Regions from separate parts of the Homo sapiens genome. Here region 1 is linked to region 2. A link is an interaction called in ENCODE POLR2A ChIA-PET data of the cell type or tissue named here. Cell type or tissue: PC-9. All regions are shown on one strand. Links, peaks and the distances in the headings refer to the core of each region. The heading gives the core; the rest is flanking DNA. Region 1 overlaps GRB10 (growth factor receptor bound protein 10). Region 2 has its middle 170 kb from the start of COBL.

Region 1 (2,915 bases), core at 102-2,601, 870 kb before region 2:
TTCCCCGGAGGAGTGTGTGTGAGAGCTGGGCACAGAGGCCCTGGTGGCTCCCTCCACTGGAAGAGGAGGTGGGGAGAGACCAGGTTTTCTTAGAACAGACTTTATGAATCAGGACAATTAAAGCAGGTTTCTTTATTTGTAATATATGGCAAGTTACTTTTAAAAGTCTGTTGTGGTAACCCGATCATCTTTTACTATAGACTCTGTGCTTCTGCAGAGATTTCCAAGCAGCTAGGCGGTGGCCTGACCTGGGACCCCTGCTCAGAAAGGAGCTGGGGAGGGAGCCCTGAGACTGGGGTTTCTCCATGCACCCCCTGGCCCACACTCAGCAGTGGCATCACTGGACTCTTCTAAGTCAGAGCAAGGGCATCGTGTAAGTGCCTGTTTGGCTTAGAAGGAACCCAGCTACACACAGATTTTCCAAGGAAACTTTTAATTTCTGGTTACTCTAAACCCTCCCCCCAACCACCCCTCCGGCTTAAGAGCCAAGGTTATAAATGGTGAAAGATGCGATCTCTTTAGGTTTTTTACAATGCTGCCATTCAGTTCCAAGAGGATTTCTATTCAGAAAGTCTATTTCAGCAGAGATCTATTGTGGCCCAGTACCTGCAAAAGCTGGGTTTGACTGCCATTTGACTGCTGGCACCAAGTAACCATCTGTTCTGGGAAGAAATTCTAAGAAAATGGGAAAAAACAAATACGTAAAAGGTTAGCTTCAAAGTGAGGGAAGGTATGTCATATAGATATGTCAATTTTAAAACTATTCCTACCAGTATAATTACATACACCTGTATTTAAAATGGCGGTCCTTTTTATTCTCCTATCACACAGAAGAAACACCTCCTTCAAAAGGTTGTATTTTGTTTCCTGAAATGCTGGGTACTAGTGTGGAATACCAACTATGTTTACTAAGGGATTCATGTCTCACAGCATGCTCCATGGCAAAGAGCGATGCCAGCGTCCCAGCCCAGTGGCACAAGTGCACAGCGTGAGATAAAGAATTCCTGAAACTAAAAGGTAAGCCCAGTCACGAGAAAAGCCTGTTCTGCTGCATTCCCCAAAAACAGTCTTCAAATTTCTTACTTTGGAATAAAAAAGCAGCTACATTATCAGAGTCAGAAATGGCCCTGGGTCTTCTCCCCAGTTGATGCAGCTCTGACCCATGACTCAGGATGACAGCGAGTGCCCCAGGAGCTAGGAGGTGCCCTCCCTATCCTGGCCTCTCACAGGACAAGTGCCTCTCCCAAAGAAAGAAAAGAGAGATCAAGGTGACCAGCTCAAGACACCAACCAATCGCACTGATTTCTCTAGTCATTCTTCCACGTATGATCACAAAATATATTTGCTATTTGCAGAGAATAATGAGTTTTTCTTCTGCTAAGTGTTTGATCAGTTCAACTGAGAACTTTCAAAATAACAGAAAACACCCAGCCTCTCCCAGCTCCTGTCTTAGAGACTAACCCCCTTTACACTGTGTCTATGTGAAGAAGGAGACCTCTACCTTCAGCCAGTCCCACGCACATTTAGTGAAGCATGAGACTGGGTTTCAAGCAAGGACTGCTTCATTAAACTACAACTCTGATTCTCAAACCCATATGCTACACCATGCCTCTCAGTCACTTTCTAATCTGATACTATGAAACCCAAGTATAAACTTCAAGATTTCAAGAGTCCCAAACCCCAAACCTGAAGAGGTAAGACTCACCATGGGATTTTTAAAGAACTCGTATTTTGCGTAATTCTTCCTGAATAGAAATTTACTCTCACTGGCCATGGTACTCTCCACCTGGACCACCAGCTCATGGTCTTCCAAGCACCTCTCTGCAGGGGCAAAGCATCACGTGTGAGACGCAACAGGTGGGAAATTCATGGTAGCTTTACAACCAAATGGAAGATTTGTTCAACTTTCTATTCTTCTTTAAACATTATGAATAAAGATGAGGTCAGGAAGGAAACTAAATTTAAATCTCTCTTTAATGCATTACCAAATGCATAAGAGGTCTTAAGATATACAGCATGAAGAATTCAGGTCAATACTTATTTTTATATACTTTTTGAATTTGGCATCAACCAGATGTTAAGGAATGAGCCCGTAAGACTCTTAGCAAATGATTTTGCCCTTAAATTGAGAAATTTCAACTCTTGTAAAGACTATAACAAGTGAGACAATATTCAAAGACAAAGGAGAAAGAACTTGAAAGAGGTGGAGGAGGGGGATGACCAAGAAGGTGCAGAGATGGAAGGAGATAGAAGCTTTTTGATGACATCAAACTTGGTTGCCAGAAAAGATGGTGCTGTGTACTGTGGGAGAGGCCGTGATGCACAGCAAGACTGTACGTACATACTCATCTTTCACACTGAAGCCCGCACGCACATCATGGAATAGTTCTTGTCAACCGAATTACACGTGAAGGCAGGGAAGAAAACACACTCCATCCTCCAGCACCCGCTGTGGACACGTACACACACACACATGCACGTACGCACACGCCTCCTTCACAGCATCTTACATAGCAGCACTGTCCCCCAGAAAGGGAAAAGTCGCTTCCCTCACTGTGTGAACACAGTGGTTCCAAGTGGAGCGGGAAGAACTCAGCATACTCTAGAACAGCGTGTGCCCAGAGAGGCCGCACTGCTCCCTTTCATGGCAGTTACGTCCCTTCCCAGGCACCTCCTCAGAAACTGTCATGGGAGGATGGTGGCCATGGGAAACTAACCTTATTAAATCATGGAATAAACAAGATGAACAAATGTACAGCAGGGTCAAAGTGTGAAGTGATGCCAAAATGGTACAGATTAACATGCTATGGAATTGACACCAGGGTAGTTCTGTTATCCTAAGACCCTACCCTCCTCTCCTGCAGCCAGACTGGAATCTTGAGGAAAGTTTCATCTTGGAAGGAAGGAATGAAGTT
Region 2 (2,915 bases), core at 323-2,822:
CCGCATTCACAAACCTGAAATCTCAGGACTGGGAACCAAGACCACCCTGTATGACATCATGACATAACTATTTGTAGCAGGAAATTATTTTCCAAGAACATCAGTCTATACACCAACCAATAATTCAATGTTTGCCTTAGGAACTTCCTGTAAACCAATTTCTACGGGAAAAGAATTTGCTCATCTGGACAATAGCTATTCTCTCAAGTCTAGTCAGCAAACTACTCCTTTGCTTATCAAGGAGTAGTTTACTTATAAAGAAGGGCTTAAAATGCTCACCTTGCTGTGTTCCCCAATCCTAAATCATGAACAGCACTCATTTACAATCTGTCCTCCACCTTGAAAGACCCCTTGAGGCCAGTCTCCCAGACCCTGTCAAAATCCCTCTTCTCCTTCCAACACCTTTAAGACTCAGGCAAGCTGGTATTCTTCCCCACTGCTGTAGGTCTAATAAACTTCCCCTGACTTCATGCACAACTCATGCTGATGGTCTTTCTGCGGAGTGAGCAGTGGATGTGGCTTTGACAAAGCCAGCATTATAGAGAAGGAAAGATTTTATTCAGGACACTGGAGTCTGAAGCTCCTGTTTCTGCTGGGATTCCCTCTTGATCTCGGGGAAGTCACTTTCTCTCTTTGAACCTCAGTCTCATTCTATGAATAATGAGGGAAGTTGGAATAAACGGCCTTTCCCCTCCAGCTGTCTGTATGTTCTTCTGTCTGTATTGACCCTCTCTTGTTCCCTGGCTTTTTCTGGGGGGTACAAGCAATAGCCAGTGCAGAGGGAAAGAAAAGTTACCTAATAGCTGTTACTAATTGCATCTATATTGGCTATTGTAAAGAGTTTCTCATATTTCTTAACATTTTGGAGGAATGAGACAGTTCATTTAAGAGATACAGAAGTAAATGAATAAAGCTTGCTGCTATGGTTTGAACACCTCTCCCAAAGTTCATATGTTGGAAACTCAATCCCCATTGCAACAGTGTTGAGAGGTGGGACCTTTAAGAGGTGATTAGGTCATGAGGGCTTTGCCTTCATGAATGGATTAATGCCATTATTGTGGGAGTGGGCTCCTTATAAAAGGATGGGTTCCCTCTCTCACCATATGATGCCTTCTGTCATGTTTGTGATGCAGCAGAAAGGCCCTCGCTAGATGGGGCCCCTTGATCTTGGACTTCCCAGCCTCAGAACCATAAGCCAAGTAAACATATGTACATTATTAATTAACCAATCTATACTATTCTGTTATAGCAGCACAAAAACAAGCTGACACTTACTCTACTTCCAACATCTTTAAAAACATTATTCATTTATACTAACAACTCTCCCAAATTCTTTTACAAAAATATTCCTAACAATACAATTCTCTGCCTTCCGAAGCAGAGGATGTTGACTCTCTTTTTAAAGTATGTGGCAGAGAATGATGGATACATTAAAGGAGATAAAGGAGTATTTTTAGCATGATCTGTAATGGTGAAATATCTGAAACATACTAAATTATCACATAGAGGGATCCAGTAAGTACATCTTGCACATATATAAAAGTTAGAATCCATAATAGTCTACCATGAAGCTCTGTGGCAGAAGAGTGAGAACAGAAAAAAAATGTTTATTACATGGTATATTCACACTACATGATCTCATTTCTACAAAAATATACAGAAAATTACTGGAAAATTAGATAATATTTACTGTAGCTCTCCCTGGAGGTGATTCAAACGTTTTCTTTTTTGTGCTTCTCTGTATTTTGCAGATTTTCAGCAATGACATTGTATTATTTTTATAATAAGAAATAAGGAAAAACATTAGAATTGAAAGCCATTGGCTTAAAATATGACAAAGTCAGCTAAGAGATGATTGAGTAAGGCAGGGTTCAGCACTTGGGTGCAATGGAATCTAAGGGGAACTGGAAACAAAGGCATTACCAAGATTCTAGCCCTGGGCTGCAGGAGGAAGAGCTGGTCTCAGAGCTGAACTGCTGCAAAACTCAGGAAGGCAAGGGTCTAGAGGCAGGAATAGGTACAAAAAGTTTTAATATTGTAGTGGAGGAAATACTTAAATTGGCAGGGTGCAATGGCTCATGCCTGTAATCCCAGCACTTTGGGAGGCCAAAGTGGGTGGATCACTTGAGGTCAGGAGTTCAGCACCAGTCTGGTTTCAACATGGTGAAACCCTGTCTCTACTAAAAATTCAAAAATTAGCTGGGCATGGTGGCAGGTGCCTGTAATCCCAGCTACTTGGGAGGCTGAGGCAGGAAAATCCCTTGAACCCGGGAGGCGGAGGTTGCAGTGAGCCGAGATAGCACCACTGCACTCCAGCCTGGGCAACAGAGTAAGACTCCATCTCAAAAAACAAAAACAAAAGCAAAAACAAAAACAAAAAACAAAACACAAACAACAGCAACAACAAAAACTTAAGAAAAGTTTGGTTAACTGAGTGATGATGACTTTATGTGAGAAGGATGTTGCTATTGCGTTCTATGGGGCGGGATACTTCTGAGCAGCTCAGACAACACTGTGCTCCTGGGAATGAACTTTGACAATCACTTTTGTAATTGGATGTTTTCTGCACTCTTGTTATTGTGCCATGTCTTCTCCATCTCTTCTTCCTGCATCTCTTTGCCTCATTTTTCAGTTATGCTCATGGATTATCTTGGTGTCTCTGAGTCCAAGGATCTTTGGGAATCTTATTTATTCATGCAATTACCTACCTGCTTGTCCAACTTTCTAAACTTACTCTTATGATAAAGAAAAACTTAGAAAGAGTTCCCAAGTCCCACCACTCCTGCCAACATTTTCACTCAATGCAACGTTTACAATGGGACCATTCACATTTATCACTGTGAAGTTATTTTATGAACACCATTGACTATTGTTTAGCACATTTGCAGAGAAAAATATTTGGTCTCCTGAAAATG

What was found. Peaks named below come from ENCODE experiments on the same cell type or tissue, not always from the same donor. Only the 100,000 strongest peaks of a DNase experiment are listed, where the experiment ranks them.
Region 1: POLR2A ChIA-PET joins it to region 2 with 7 read pairs; 2 of 35 experiments call an interaction of 5 or more read pairs at or near these places.

The regions. Positions count from the first base shown.
Region 1 is chr7:50,617,465-50,620,379 of GRCh38, forward strand. It overlaps GRB10 (growth factor receptor bound protein 10), which reads right to left. Exons shown (of 19, transcript NM_001350814.2): 9 at 1,706-1,821; 10 at 607-675. Among named protein-coding and RNA genes, the nearest start is that of DDC, 54 kb to the left of the region's middle. In PC-9, for the core only: no CTCF peak of the experiment used is centred there; a DNase peak (open chromatin) is centred at 1,047.
Region 2 is chr7:51,487,208-51,490,122 of GRCh38, forward strand. No RefSeq gene overlaps it. Among named protein-coding and RNA genes, the nearest start is that of COBL, 170 kb to the left of the region's middle. In PC-9, for the core only: no CTCF peak of the experiment used is centred there; no DNase peak of the experiment used is centred there; H3K27me3 peaks cover 2,500 bases.